2 separate regions of the Homo sapiens genome follow, and region 2 is linked to region 1. A link is a contact called in ENCODE Hi-C or POLR2A ChIA-PET data. All regions are on one chromosome and are shown on one strand. The core of a region is the stretch at or near the end of the contact, and the rest is flanking DNA. Distances in the headings are between cores, read along the strand shown.

Region 1 (7,536 bases), core at 1,153-3,652:
TGCCTCAAAACAATAGCTTTATTATCAGTAAGACCCTCCCAGTTTCCTTTCACCTTAATCTTAACTACCTGTGGGGCTCCAGCTTTCCAGGGCTCCGTAGCTTCTCTCAGGATAAAGGCTCCTTCCATGGGTGGGGTGAGCAGGCTGGGACATCTGCAGGCGAGGCTCCCCAGAAAAAACTAACTAGGCCTTTAATAACCTCCTGTTGGCCGGGCGCGGTGGCGCAAGCATGTAATCCCAGCACTTTGGGAGGCCAAGGCGGATGGATCACCTGAGGTTGGGAGTTAGAGACCAGCCTGACCAACATGGAGAAACCCCTAGTAAACACACATAATTAGCCGGGCGTGACGGCGCGTGCCTGCAATCCCAGTAACTCCAGAGGCTGAGGTAGGAAAATCCCTTGAACCCAGGAGGTAGAGGATGCGGTGAGCCGAGATCATACCATTGCACTCCAGACTGGGTAATAAGAGCTAAACTCCATGTCAAAATAAAAAAAATGTAGTAACCCCACCACTTCGGGAGGCTGAGGTAGGCGGATCACAAGGTCAGGAGTTCGACACCAGCCTGGCCAATATGGTGAAACCCCGTCTCTGCTAAAAATACAAAAATTAGCCGGGCGTGGTGGCGAGTGCCTGTAGTCCCAGCTACTTGGGAGGCTGAGGCAGGAGAACTGCTTGAACCCCGGAGGCGGAGGTTGCAGTGAGCCGAGATCGCGCCACTGCACTCCAGCCTGGGCCACAAAGCAAGACTGTCTCAAAAAAAAAAAATTTTTTTTAACCCCCTCCTTTTGCAGACTTCATATTAGCCTTAGCTTGGAATTACTAGGTTCAAGCTTTAATTTCCATGTCAGTGTTATTCACTTGGTTTTTGAAACTAAGTGTTTGAAAAATCCAGTGAAATTACTCAAACAGTGTTTACATAAAGGAAGAAAATTTTAAGATTCTTACTTTTTTTTTTTTTTGAGACGGAGTTTCGCTGTTGTTGCCCAGGCTGGAGTGCAATGGCACGATCTCGGCTCACCGCAACCTCCTCCTCCCGGGTTCAAGCAACTCTCCTGCCTCAGCCTCCCGAGTAGCTGGGATTACAGGCATGCGCCACCAAGCCCAGCTAATTTTGTATTTTTAATAGAGACAGGGTTTCTCCATGTTAGTCAGGCCGGTCTCGAACTCCCGAACTCAGGTGATCCGCCTGCCTTGGCCTCCCAAAGTGCTGGGATTACAGGCGTGAGCCACTGCGCCTGGCCCTTCTTTTGTGTGTGTGAAGGAGTCTTGCTCTGTCACGCACACTTAAGTACGATGGCGCGGTCTCAGCTCACTGCAACCTCCGCCTCCTGGGTTCAACCAATTCTCGTGCCTCAGCCTCCCAAGTAGCTGGGATTACAGGTGCCTGCCACCACACCTGGCTAATTTTTGTATTTTTAGTAGAGACGGGGTTCACGGTGTTGGCCAGGATGGTCTAGAACTCCTGACCACAAGATCCTCCCGCCTAGGTCTCTCAAAATGCTGGGATTACAGGCGTGAGCCACCGCGCCCGACCAGGAATGGGTTTTTAACCCCAACGTAGTTTTTGTTTTTGTGTCCTTCCCCTATTGGCTGGGGTCAGACCGCACAATCTAAGCTGATCCCGGTTGGCTTAGACCCAAACTTTTTCCAAATAGGATAAACGAGCGATTTGCGAGAAAAGGAAAAGGGAGAAAAAGGGGTAGGGTTGTTTTACAACTTTTACAACTTCTGATCAGGAAGTTGAGTCTTTGAAGAGGAATTTAGTTGTCCTAGCAACCCTTTACCTCAAGTGATCCGCCAGCCTTCGCCTCCCAAAATGCTGGGATTACAGACGTCAACCACCGCGCCCGGCCCCATAAATTTTTAACAAAAGAAAAGAGAAACTGTGAACCCCACGGACCAAAGCTCTTCCGAATCGTGAACCCGCACCCCGAGTCAAGATTCTCCCCTGATGACCTTCTCGTGGTTCCCGCACCATCTGGGAGAGACCCGAAGCTGCGGGTGGAGAGCTGCTGCACAGAGAGGGCGCCAGGCCAGGGCACGGTCACTGCGCAGGGAAGAGACAGGACGCCCCGGGACCGGCTGTCAGCGCAGCCACCATCTTATGGCTGAAGGGGACTGAGGCCGAGCTGGGTAAGGAGAAGTCCGGACGCAGATTGTGGAGCTGACTACGGGGAGGCCTGAGTCCCTCCACAGCCACTTCCCATCAACCAGTCCCTCCCCTCTCTCAGGATGTCCAATGGGCACTCTCACCATTTCTAGGCTTCTAAGGGGTCCCGGCATCTTGGCTGTGGATCTCCCAATACCTACAGGACACAGGGCCACAGAGGGTGGGCCTCTAGGAGCAGAGGACACAGAGTAGCGAAGAGGCGACCTAGAGCTCCAGATGCAGCGAGAGACAAAGGCCGCGCCAAACCCGGAAGCCGTCCTCTTTGCTCCAGCTGCCTGCCTGATTGGACGGTTTCCAGCCCAGCGTCTCTGATTGGATAATGCTTAAGGCCCCGCCCACTCAGTCCCTGAGTGACAGAGGATGTGATCAGATGCTGGGCTGAGTGATGAAAGAGTAACAGCCTAAGCTGCAGCCTTTTCAGGCAGGGCTTCCTCCCTGAGCTGAGCCAGGCCCACCCTAGAGCAAGGGAAAATTCTATCTCTTTTTTACTCTCTCTCTTTTTGCATGTATTCAAAAGGTGAACAGAAGTATTTTGCTGTCATATTAATAATACATAAAATTTTTGTTAGAAAATCAACTTTTACTTTGGTAATAGTGTATTATCAATACTAAAGCTAATTTTAATAAAACCTTATATATAAATCAGATTTGTCACTTTTGACCTCTCGAGATTTACACATATATTTCATAATCACTTGTAATTTTTTTAACTTTTTATATTTTATCTACATTCTTTTTTTCAATTTGAAACAACCTTTAAGTAATTTCAAATTGTTACAGGAAATAGAAATCATTTAGAACCAGGCGCAGTGGCTCACGCCTCTAATTCCAGCACTTTGGGAGGCCAAGGTGGGCGGATAACTTGAGTCAGGAGTTCAAGACCAGCCTGGCCAACATGGTGAAACCCCATTTCTACTAAAAATACAAAAAATTATCTGGGTGTGCTGGTGTGCACTTGTAGTCCCAGCTACTCCGGAGGCTGAGGCAAGAGAATCGCTTGAACCCAGGAGGCGGAGGTTGTGTAACAGCCCAAGGGTTTTACCTTGCCTTTTGTCTAGACAGAGCTGATTCATAAAGACAGGCCTTTTGCCTAGACAGAGCCCATTCATCAAGACAGGGGAATTTGTGGAGGAAAAGTTAAATATTAATTTTGAAATAAATTGAACACAGACACAAACAATGGTCACCAAGTCTCAGAACCGGTTGTGTGACCCCCTTGAGGCATTCATTGAGGCATTCATGTAGTGTCATTTCAGAGAAATCTCTGTTTCAATCTATTCCTATATGTTAGTTATTGAAAAACAAGATAACGTTTTTGTGTTCCTTGAGCCCAGTCGCAAAGGGCCCTAGTGACTGGGCCTCATGCCAAACATTTCAGCTCCATCAGGTCATTTATGTTCCTCTCCAAACTGTTTATTCTAGTTAGCAGTTCCTCTAACCTTTTATCAAGGTTCTTAGCTTCTTCAAATTGGGTTCGAACATGTTTCTTTAGCTCAGCAGAGTTTGTTATTAACCATCTTCTGAGGCCTACTTCTGTGAATTCATGCATCTCATCCTCTTATGTTCCTCTCCAAACTGGTTATTCTAGTTAGCAGTTCCTCTAACCTTTTATCAAGGTTCTTAGCTTCTTCAAATTGGGTTCAAACATGTTTCTTTAGCTCAGCAGAGTTTGTTATTAACCGTCTTCTGAAGCCTACTTCTGTGAATTCATGCATCTCATCCTCTTATGTTCCTCTCCAAACTGGTTATTCTAGTTAACAGTTCCTCTAACCTTTTATCGAGGTTCTTAGCTTCTTCAAATTGGGTTTGAACATGTTTCTTTAGCTCAGCAGAGTTTGTTATTAACCATCTTCTGAAGCCTACTTCTATCAATTCATGCATCTCATCTTCTGTCCAGTTCTGCACCTTGCTGAAGAGACATTTTGATCATTTGGAAGAGAAGAGGCACTCTGGCCTTTCAGCTGTTTTTTGTTGATTCTTTCTCATCTTCATGAGTTTGTCTAGTTTCGATCTTTGAGGCTTCTGACACTTGGATTTTTTTTTTTTAACAGTCTCTCTCTCTGTCACTCAGGCTGGAGTGCAGTGGCACAATCGCAGCTCACTGCAAATTCTGCCTCCCAGGTTCAAGTGATTCTCATGTCTCAGACTACCTAGTAGCTGGGACTACAGGCATGCACCACCACGCCTGGCTATTTTTTTTTGTATTTTTTAGTAGAGACAAGGTTTCACCATGTTGGCCAGGCTAGTCTCGAACTCGTGACCTCAAGTGCTCTGCCCACTGCCTCGGCCTCCCAAAGTATTGGGTTACAGGTGTGAGCCACCATGTGTGGCTTTGGATGAGGTTTTTGTGGGTACATTTTTTTCTTGTTGATGCATTGTTGCTTTCTGTTTGTTTTTCTTTCAATGGTCAGGTCCATCTTCTGTAGCGCTGCTGCAGTTTGCTAGGGGCTAACTTCAGGACCTATTCATCTGGTTCACCGCCGTGCCTGGAGATGTCACTCAAGGAAGTTGGAGAACAGCAAAGAAGAGTGCCCGCTCCTTCCTCTGGGATCTCTGACCTCAAGAGGCACAAACCTGATGCCAGTAGAATTGCTCCTCTATAGGGTGTCTGACAATCCCTGTTGAAGGGTCTCATCCAGTTGGGTGGCACAGGAAGCAGAACTCATTTAATGAAGCACTTTGACTGTCCTTTGGTGGAGGGGGGTGTTTCACTGGGGGAAAATCCACTCATCTGGGCTGCTCAAATTCTTCAAAACTAGCAGGAGGAAAGGCTAAGTCTGCTGGTCCACAGAGACTGCAGCCACCCCTCCCCCTAGGGTTCTGCTCTGATCTTTGTTATTTCTTTTTTTCTACTGGGTTTGGGTTTGGCTTGTTCTTGTTTCTCTAGTTCCTTGAGGTGTTATCTTAGATTGTCTACTTATGAGCTTTCAGACTTTTTAGTAGGCACTTGATGCTATGAACTTTCCTTTTAGCACGACTTTTGCTGTATCCCAGACATTTTAATAGATTGTCATTATTATCGTTCAGCTCAAAGAATTTTTAAATTTCCATCTTGATTTCATACAACAATCATTCAGAAACAAGTTGATCCTAAATTTTATTTTTATTTAATTTCCATGTATTTATTTAATTTCCATGGATTTGCATGGTTTTGAGGGTTCACTTGGAGTTTTCACTTTTATTCCACTGTAGTCTGACAGAGTAGTTGATATAATTTTGATTGTCTTAAATTTATCGAGACTTGTTTTGTGGCCCATCATATGTCTGTCTTAGGGAATGATTCATATGCTGATGAATGAAATGTATATTCTGCAGTTGTTGTGTGGAATGTTCTGTAAATATTTGTCAAGTCCATTTGTTCTACGGTATAGTTTAAGTCCATTGTTTTTGTTGTTGTTGTTGTTGTTGACTTTCTGTCATGATGACTTGTCTAGTGCTGTCAGTAGAGTATTGAAGTTCCCCATTATTATTGTGTTGCCATTTATCTCATTTCTTAGGTCTAGTAGTAATTGTTTAATAAACTGGGAGCTCCAGTGTTAGGTGCATATATATTTAGAATTGTGATATTTTCCTGTTGGACTAGTCCTTTTATCATTATATAATGTCCCTCTTTGTCTTTTTTTATTTTTAACTGTTTTTGCTTTAATGTCTGTTTTGTCTGATGTAAGAATGGCTACTACTGCTTGCTTTTGGGGTACATTTGCATGACTATCTTTTCCCAACCCTTTACCTTAACTTTATGTGAGTTTTTATGTGTTGGGTGAGTCTCTTAAAGACCGCAGATATTTGGTTGGTAAACTCTTCTCCATTCTACCATTCTGTATCTTTTAAGTGGAATATTTAGGCCACTAATCACTATCAATTATACCACCACACATTATAATGCCAGTCATTGCAAGGCTTGAACAGGAAATCAATTCATCCGCATTCAAGTTTGCAGTTATAATAAAAATTTTGGCCTGTTGATCTTCCTGGTGATTAAATAGTCTGTCAAGAGAAAGCAGAGATGGATGAGCATCAACATGGAAAACAGCAACAATGGTAGTGTGCACCAGGATTCAGATATCTTCTCAGTATTTTTTTCCCCAAACCTCTTTATTCCCAATTAACCATTTGTTTTGTCACTATTGGAGCATCCAGGTAGTAAGACCATTTGCTACTGACCAAGAGTTGGTATACAAGTGACAAATCCCTCTGGCTTCCTCCTGAATATCTTGGAGGTTGGCTACTAGTTCAGCTAACTGGCTGCTCCCACCCCTTCCTTCATCAGAAATGCTTACGTTTTTAACAGGATTATAAGCCATGCCCTTCCAGCATTGGGTCCCACCAATATGTTTGCTGGATCGATCAGTAAACCAAGCATGTTTCTGATCCTCTGGGCTTAGTTCTTTAAAGGAACTGCACCATTGAGTGGGGGGAGGGGCGGTTTCCTTCCCTATGTGCAGCACTTCCTCAGTGGTTTCCTGAGCTGGCAAGTTTTGTACATCCTCATGTAAAAATGATACCCCCTTTGGTTTTGGCTTAGCCTGGTCTTCTATGTTGTATTTCCATTTTATGATGTTACTTTCTTGGGCATGCCCTATTTGGTGAGTTTTGGGGGAACTCATGACTCAAGTCATAATAGGAATTTCAGACCTTATAAAGACATCACGGTTGAAGCAGAGGTGTTCCATTTCCAGCAAAGCCCAATAGCAAGGTAACAATTGCTTCTTGAAAGGGGTATAAGCTTTGCTGGCCTCTGGCAATTTCTGGGTTCAAAACCCAAAGTGTACCCTCTTCCCATCTTGTTTCTGCCTAAGGCTCCAATTAGCATGTTGATTTAGGACAGTTATTTGCAGTTCTACTGGCCCATCTCATATGGGCCATAGGTCCAGGGCCAGTTGCACTGCTTGTTTAGCTTGTTCAAAAGCCATGCTCTCTTTCTCTCCCCAGTGAAAGTCACAGCATTTTCTAGTGACTGCATGCAGAGGTTGTAAAATGTTACCCAAGTGGTGAATATAATGTCTCCCGAATCCAAACAAGCCAATAAATTTCTAGTCCTCCTTTTTAGTGGTAAGGGTTGCAATTTTTAGTATTTTAGCCTTAGTCTTTGGTAAAATGGACTATTTCCCTGCATTTCATAGGATGCCAAGGAATTTTATAGTTTGTGCAGGATGCCAAGGAATTTTACAATTTGTCCTTGAATTTTACTAAGGTTAATTTCCCATCCTTGAGATAGGAGCTGTGTTTTTACCTGCTCCAAGACCTGACTGACTAGTTCTTCAATTTTACCCTGATGGGGCCATTGGGACAGCCACTTTTTTCATCAATAGGCTGATATCTTTGAGTCTGAACAGTTAAGACATAGGCCTGGCATTGGGCCAG
Region 2 (7,536 bases), core at 1,651-4,150, 130 kb after region 1:
AAATTTAAATATTACATGTTTGCATAATAGTTATAAATTAATATTTGAGAATAATAGTAATGCTTTATTTTGTTTTCTTTTAAAGGCAGACACGTGGCGGGGTGCAGTGGCTCACGCCTGCAATCCCAGCACTTTGGGAGGCCGAGGCGGGCGGATCACCCGAGGTCTGCCCAACGTAGTGAAACCTCGTCTCTACTAAAAATACAAAAAATTAGCTGGGCGTGGTGGTGCATGCCTGTAATCCCAGCTGCTGGGGAGACTGAGGCAGGAGAATCGCTCGAACCTGGGAGGCAGAGGTTGCAGTGAGCCGAGATCCGCGGCACTGTACTCCAGCCTTGGCAACAGAGCAAGACTCTGTCTCAAAAAATAAAAATAAAATAAGGTAAGATAAAATAAAATAAAATGGACATGTGTGCTCAGGGCACCATCAGATGTATATTAATATTCCAAGTTATTGATTCATGTTCTAACCTTTGGGTGACCCCCTAGGTCTTTTAATTTTCACCTCAATTCGGTAAGTAGCATGGTTTTTTGTTTTTGTTTTGTTTTGTTTTTTTGAGACGGAGTCTTGCACTGTCGCCGGGGCTGGACTGCAGTGGTGCAATCTCGGCTCACTGCAACCTCTGCCTCCCAGGTTTCAAGGATTCTCCTGCCTCAGCCTCCCAAGTAGTTCGGATTACAGGCGCCCGCCCCCCCGCCCGGCTAATTTTTTGCATTTTTTGCATATTTAGTAGAGACGGGGTTTCACCACGTTAGCCAGGCTGGTCTCGAACGTCTGACCTCGTGCTCCACCCGCCTCGGCCTCCCAAAGTGCTGCGATTACAGGCGTGAGCCACCGCGCCCGGCCAGTAGCATGATTTTAACTTTTTGGGATGTGATTTTGTTTTCAGCAAGGTTCTCCCCTGAGAATGATGCTCACCGGGACCAGGGCACACAGCACAGTGCCCTGTGCATAGTATACACTGAGCACACATGGAACCAGGTTCAATCAGGAACAAAGCGAGTAGCAGAGGTTGGTTCTGCAAAGTATAGTAAGTGGGAAATGAGTTAAGATTGTAAGGTCACAACTCAGCAGCAAACGTTTTTACATGCATTTGAAAAACCATTTATAACTAATTCATCAAAACTGTTGATGAAGGCCAGGTGCGGTAGGTCACACCTGTAATTCCAGCACTTTGGGAGGCCGAGGCGGGTGGATCACGAGGTCGAGAGATCGTGACCATCCTGGCCAACATGGTGAAACCCTGTCTGTACTAAAAATACAAAAAGTTAGCGGGCGTGGTGGCAAGCGCCTGTAATCCCACCTACTTGGGAGGCTGAGGCAGGAGAATCGCTTGAACCCGGGAGGCGGAGGTTGCAGTGAGCCGAGACCGCACCATTGAACTCCAGGATGGGCAAAAAGAGCAAAACTCTATCTCAAAAAAAAAAAAGAAAAAGCTGTTGGTGAAAAGCAGTAGTTTGGGTACTTGGCTACACACTGTAATCACCCTGAGAGCTTTAAACCATATTGTTGCCCAGATCCAACTCCAAGGATTCTAATTTAATTGGTCTGTTGCAACTTGGGCTTCAGGGATTTTAAGTTTACATCCTGCCCCGCCCCTCCAGTCATTCTCCACACCCCCCGCCGCCACCACCACCCTCCCCACGAAGTCTCACTCTGCAATGGCGCGATCTCGACTCACTGCAACCTCCGCCTCCCACGTTCAAGCCATTCTCCTGCCTCAGCCTCCCGAGTAGCTGGGATTACAGGCGTGTGCCACCATGCCCGGCTAATTTTTGTATTTTTAGTAGAGATGGGGGTTTCACCATGTTGGCCAGGCTGGTCTCGAACTCCTGACCTCAGGTGATACGCCCGTCTCGGCCTCCCAAAATGCTGAGATTATAGGCGTGAACCACCGCTCCCAACCCCGCAGGTGATTTTTATTTGCCAGGGGTAAGAAGCACTGGATCTGATGAAGAATGCATTAGCTGTGAGTGATTTTCATGTATGCTGCCGGGATTTGCCCCATGGCAACTCTGGAGACTGGGGTTTTAGAAAACATCCTTGCCCTGTTAAAAATTAGAAGATGACTTCAAGACATACTCAGCTGCTTGGCTAAATTGCAGAAAGAGAAAATGCCTTCTTCAGAGATCTTTTTTTTTTTAAACTTGGTTTCACTCTGTCACCCCGGCTGTAGTGCAATGGTGTGATCGTGGCTCACTGCAGTCTTGGTCTCCCAGGGTCAAGTGATCCTCCCGCCTCAGCCTTCTGAGTAGCTAGGACTGCAGGCGTGCACCACCAGACTTGGCTAAATTTTTAATTATTTTTTGTAGAGATGGGATCATCGCTATGTTGCCCGGGCTGGTCTTAAAACTCCTGGCCTCAAGTGATGCTCCCGCCTCAGCCTCCCTAGTTGCTAGAACTACAGGCACAGGCTACCACGCCTGGTTTCTTTTTTAAAATGTGGCTACTAGAAAATGTAAAATTCATATGTGCTTCACAGTTTATTTCTTAGAGAATTGCCTCCCTTGCGACATCTTAGGCTGCCTGCTCAAAAGACTGGAGGCTAGGAAAATGATGAAATCTGAGATTTTAAAATAATTGTCATTATATTGTTTCCATTTGTGAATAACATATGTATACTATTCACAAATAAAGATAACTTTATATACAAAGTTAAATGCAAATGTTCCCCAGGAAGGGCCAGTTTCCAATTCAGGAAGGAAGCGCGCCAGAAAAGGGTTCAGGAAAAACCTGTAACTCTTGCCTTATTCAACACATTCTCAGATCACGCCTCCTGTCACTCATGACCTGAGGGGGCGGGGCATGGAACTGTATCCAATCATGGGCGCTAGAGTGGGAACTGTCCAATCAGGTGCGCAGCCAAGGTAGAGGGGGCGGTGTCCTGGAGCTGGCGGGGCCTTTGTCTCGCTCCAGCCAGAGCTCAGGGTCCATCTTCATTGCTTAGTATCCTCTGCTCTAGTAGTTCCCGGTGACTGTCGCAGCCTCTGTTGCCCTCTGACTTGCAGATGCTGTGAGATCCAGAGCTAAGACTCCACGACATCCCGGAAGCCGAAAAATGGTGAGTGTGCCAGGCCGCGCATCCCGAGGTGGGGGCAGGGCTGGTTGAAACCGGCCGGAACCGGCAGTGACGGGACTGGGGCCTCCCAGCTGTCAGCTCCGGAGTCTGCGGACTGGAGTCCCCGGCAGGCACAGCTCGGCCGTCGATCACCTCCGGGCACAGGATGCGAGGTGGGCCAGCAGCCGGGACCCTGGGCGGGCATCCCGTTCCGTTCTCCCGCTTCCCGCCCGGAGCCCACCCTGGGAAGAGCCGCGCGCGTTCTTGCGTCTGCCCCGACTGCGGGGACAATGGAAGCGTCCTCAGGGCAGAGTCCAGACCCCGTGTGTGGTTTGTGCGTGGGAAGTGCTGTGATCCCGGGGGTCCTCAGTCTTTTCCTTCTCCTGTTTAAAAACTATGGGAGTCACCTTTAAAATGTTGAAAACTTATTGAAGTTAACAGTGATTTATGCTCAGAGAGCACCCAGCCACGGTTTGTGGTTGGGGGTCCAGCCGAAGAGCTTGAAGGAAAGTTTTTTATAAAGTGCAGGATGAAGCAAACCGAATTCAGTAACTGACTCGTTCCAGTTATGTAGTCATCTTATTTAGACTATTCAGGTTGTCATTGCCTGGTTATGTAATCAGAAGTTAATTGAAGGTTTGTGGTTGCTTAAATCTGAAAAATCTGAATTTTGTTTCCCCCTAAGGTAGCAATTTACAAGAAATGTATTTGCCTTTGATTTTTTTTTTTTTTAATGTAGGAACTCAGGGTACTAGAGCCACCTCAGTCTAACTGCCTGCTATTTATTTAACACTCCACAGAAGTGGTTTTCTCTTGGATTTTCCAAATGTGTGACAAACAGAATCTCAAAGCTACCACTCTGTTGCCCCAGCCTAACTCTGACTTGCAGTTGAATTTTAAATTTTCAGTTCTTTCCTGACATTCTTCAACACCAACTTCCCCTCTCTAATTCACAACATTATCAACTATTAGTCCTTTTTTGTACATTTCAGACACAGTATTTTGATTGATCATTATTTCAAAGAGCAGCGGATGGCACTTTTTAGAAAAAGAATTGTTTTTCATTTGCAAACATTTTACAGGAGATGAAAGCAGAGAATAATCCCAACACTCCACCATGAAAAAAAAAAAGACCAAAAAACAAAAACCTTTGTGCCAATCTCCCTTTAATCTTTCCTAGGCACAGACACCTTATCAGAATGTTTTTGGGTTGAGGTTCCACTTTGGAAACTTCACAGGGCAATGCATCCTCAGCCACCCTGTGTTATTTTCCTGGTTTTGAGTTTCAGAACTGTCTGGGGATGACATGAGATGCCCACAGTGGCTGTGTCTCCTGAGGTGTCTAGTGAATATCAGCCCCTGGGCCATCTCCTCTCAGGGGCAACCCTGCCAGGTATGGGAATGTGGCCTCTCTGTGGAGTGGTTGGTGCATTGTGCCTGGGAGAAATCAGGTATACCTTTCCTCTGAAAGCAAATCCATTAGGACATTAAGATTTTCTTCCCCAACTCCCAGTTTCCATTTCTTAGAGATACAGTGCTGGCCAGGCAATTTGGATGCTAGTATTGAGGAGAAAATTTTCTCAGATTGGTGAAGAGAGAAAAAAAATATCCCCAAGGACAAGGAACACCCAACCCAGTGAGGCAGTGCAAAAACCTGCAAAGCAAAATGCATCTAAGGGACACAGTGGGGCACAGCACAGTGGCTCTTGGTAGAATGGTTATTGTCCACTTCAGTGAGCAGGATGGGGCGGGAAAATGTCCCAAATGATAGAATGGCTTGACTTGACATCTGAGTCAGATATGTCTGTGTTCCAATCAGTATTGCCGCTTCCTGAGTTTGTCACCTTGGAAAGATTTCTTTGCTTATTTTAACTTCAGTTTTTAATTAAGTGTAAATTATCAGTAGAGCTTGAAAGGTAGTCTGTACTGGCAACCTGGTTTTTTCACCAACCCAGGCTTCTGTGCCACCTGATTATAGTCTCATCTGCCTGCATGGACACAGGAAGAAGTCAGAGCATAGCCTCTCCTGGGACACAATCTATAGCATGAACCAGTCCTTCCGTAACCCTGCACTGTCCCACCCATGGCTTCTAGATAGCAACTTTCCCTCGTTTGCCTTTTAGTTCCCCCACAAACCCTTTTTTTATGTGCACACAGTGTGCCCAACGCCACCCCTCAGTTGTCAGATGTCCAGTAGTTCAAGACCATGGGCCTAGACCTACCTTTTGCAGAAGCAAATACAAATTAGAAATAAGGGGCTTCATTCCCCCACTTGAAAATGAGGGAAGACATTTTGTTCTTTTGCCTTTTCCTGAAGGATAGAATTTAGAAAACTTTTATTATTGATTGATTGATTTTTTTGAGACAGAGTCTCACTCTTTCACTTAGGCTAGAGTACAATGGCATGATCATAGCTCACTATAACCTTGAACTCTTGGGCTTAAGCAGTCTTGCTACCTCAGCCTCCCAGTTACCTAGGACTATAGGCATGCACCAACTTGCCTAGCTAATTTTTTTTTTTTTTTTTTTTTCTTTTTTTTTTATAGAGACAGCATCTCACCATGTTCCCGGAACTGGTGTCGAACACCTGGCCTTAAGAGATCCTCCTGCCTTGGCCTTCCAAAATGCTGGGATTACAGGCATGAGCCACCATGCCCGGCCTAGAAAACTTTTATATGTACCTTTTTTCTCTGCTTCTTCAAAATATATGTAAATCTTTTTTTTTTTTTTTTTTTTTTTGAGATGGAGTTTCACTCTTGTTGTCCAGGCTGGAGTGCAGTGGCACAATCTCGGCTCACTGTAACCTCTGCCTCCTGGGTTCAAGCAATTCTCCTGCCTCAGCCTCCCGAGTAGCTGGGTTTACAGGTGCCCGTCACCACACCTGGCTAATTTTTTGTATTTTTAGTAGAGACAGGGTTCCACCATGTTGGCCAGGCTGGTCCTGAACTCCTGACCTCAGGTGATCTGCCCACTTCACTCCAGCCTGGGCAATAGGAGCAAAACTTTGTCTCAGAAAACACGAAGGATAGGATTTAATTCAGCAATCCAGAAAGCTAAAGGGTCACAGATACAGAAGGGTATCTCTTCAGTATCTGGAGAGATAAAAACGATAGGTGTTTTCAATAGAAAACTGCTGCTCCAAGGTAATTACTAATATGTGCAGGCTGAAGGGCTTATGCTGCGATAGCAAGACCAGCTCAGAGTACGCTCTGTACCTTGGTTTCTATTTATATTTTAAGAACAGTTGGCATAGTTATATGTACTCTTGTGTAGACAAACTGCATCCATTTAAATTAAAGAGTATTTTTTCGGCTGGGTGCAGTGGTTCACACCTGTAATCCCAGCACTTTGGGAGGCTGAGGTGGGAGGATCACCTGAGGTCAGGAGTTCAAGACCAGCCTGGCCAACATAGTGAGACTTCGTTTCTACTAAAAATACAAAAATTAGTTGGGTGTGGTGGTGAACGCCTGTAATCCCTGCTACTTGGTAGGCTGAGGCAGGAGAATTGCCTGAACCTGGGAGGCAGAGGTTGCAGTGAGCCAGGATCACACTACTGCACTCCAGCCTGGGCAAGAGAGTGAGACTCCATCTCAAAAAAAAACAAACAAACAGTATTTTGTACAATAGTGAATATAACAGCACAATATTTATTTTGGACAAACTGCTTTAAAATAATGATTTTGATATTCTGTATTCTTTTGAAATATAAATTATTTTAACTGAATTAATATTACAGATAATTTTCTAATACTACATACGTTATGACTAATATGTTAAAATTGTTTATCCTAAGATATTTATATCTTATATCAAAAGAAAATAGGCCAGGTGCGGTGGCTCACACCTGTAATCCCAGGAATTTAGGAGGCTGAGGTGGGTGGATCACGAGGTCAGGAGTTCGAGACCAGCCTGGCCACCATGGTGAAACCATGTGTCTACTAAAAATACAAAAATTTGCTTGGCGTGGTGGTGGGCGCCTGTAATCTCAGCTACTCGGGAGCCTGAGGCAGGAGAATTGCTTGAAACAGGAAGACAGAGGTTGCAGTAAGCCAAGATCATGCCACTGCACTCCAGCCGTGGCAACAAGAGCAAAACTCCGTCTCAAAAAAAGGAAAAAATATAGTAACAAATTGTTACAATAGATATTAACCCCACCTCTGTCACATCAATTAATATGCTTATTAATTAATCCAACAGGTATGATTATAGGTCAGCATGATTTTAGTGTCTATATGTATATATGTATTTGAGACAGAATTTCAGCCTGTTGCTTAGGGTGGAGTGCAGTGGCATGATCTCCACTCATTGCAACCTGTGCCTCCCAGGTTCAAGCGATATTCTCATACCTCAGCCTCCTGAGTAGCTGGGATTACAGGCACGCACCAACATGCCCGGCTGGTTTTTGGATTTTAGTAGAGACGGGGTTTCGCCATGCTGGCCAGGCTGGTCTCGAACTTTGGACCTGAGGCTATCTGCC

The links. A loop is a pair of places that touch in the nucleus more often than their neighbours do. ChIA-PET counts read pairs that join two places held with the same protein, here RNA polymerase II (POLR2A). Pooled maps may share reads with other maps.
Region 2: a loop to region 1 is called in a map of CD8-positive, alpha-beta T cell, with 9 times the contacts of the local background. The contact joins the promoter of ZNF682 here to the promoter of ZNF486 in region 1. A Hi-C loop is called at or near these places in 13 of 168 maps with a recorded cell type or tissue (B cell, CD4-positive, alpha-beta T cell, CD4-positive, alpha-beta memory T cell and 9 more), 7 of 37 single-sample maps with no recorded cell type and 29 of 50 pooled maps. POLR2A ChIA-PET finds 5 or more read pairs at or near these places in 23 of 52 experiments (AG04450, B cell, CD4-positive, alpha-beta T cell and 15 more).

What each region holds. Positions count from the first base shown.
Region 1 is chr19:20,162,080-20,169,615 of GRCh38, reverse strand. ZNF486 (zinc finger protein 486) reads right to left here and starts at 2,402. Exons shown (of 4, transcript NM_052852.4): 1 at 2,256-2,402. The coding sequence starts at 2,285. The region is part of intron 5 of LOC105372310 (a long non-coding RNA gene); the gene reads left to right. RefSeq lists an enhancer at 879-1,820.
Region 2 is chr19:20,034,869-20,042,404 of GRCh38, reverse strand. ZNF682 (zinc finger protein 682) reads left to right here and starts at 2,900. Exons shown (of 4, transcript NM_033196.3): 1 at 2,900-3,062. The coding sequence starts at 3,060. It overlaps LOC105372309 (a long non-coding RNA gene), which reads left to right. Exons shown (of 3, transcript XR_936387.2): 3 at 86-117. RefSeq lists an enhancer at 2,554-3,130.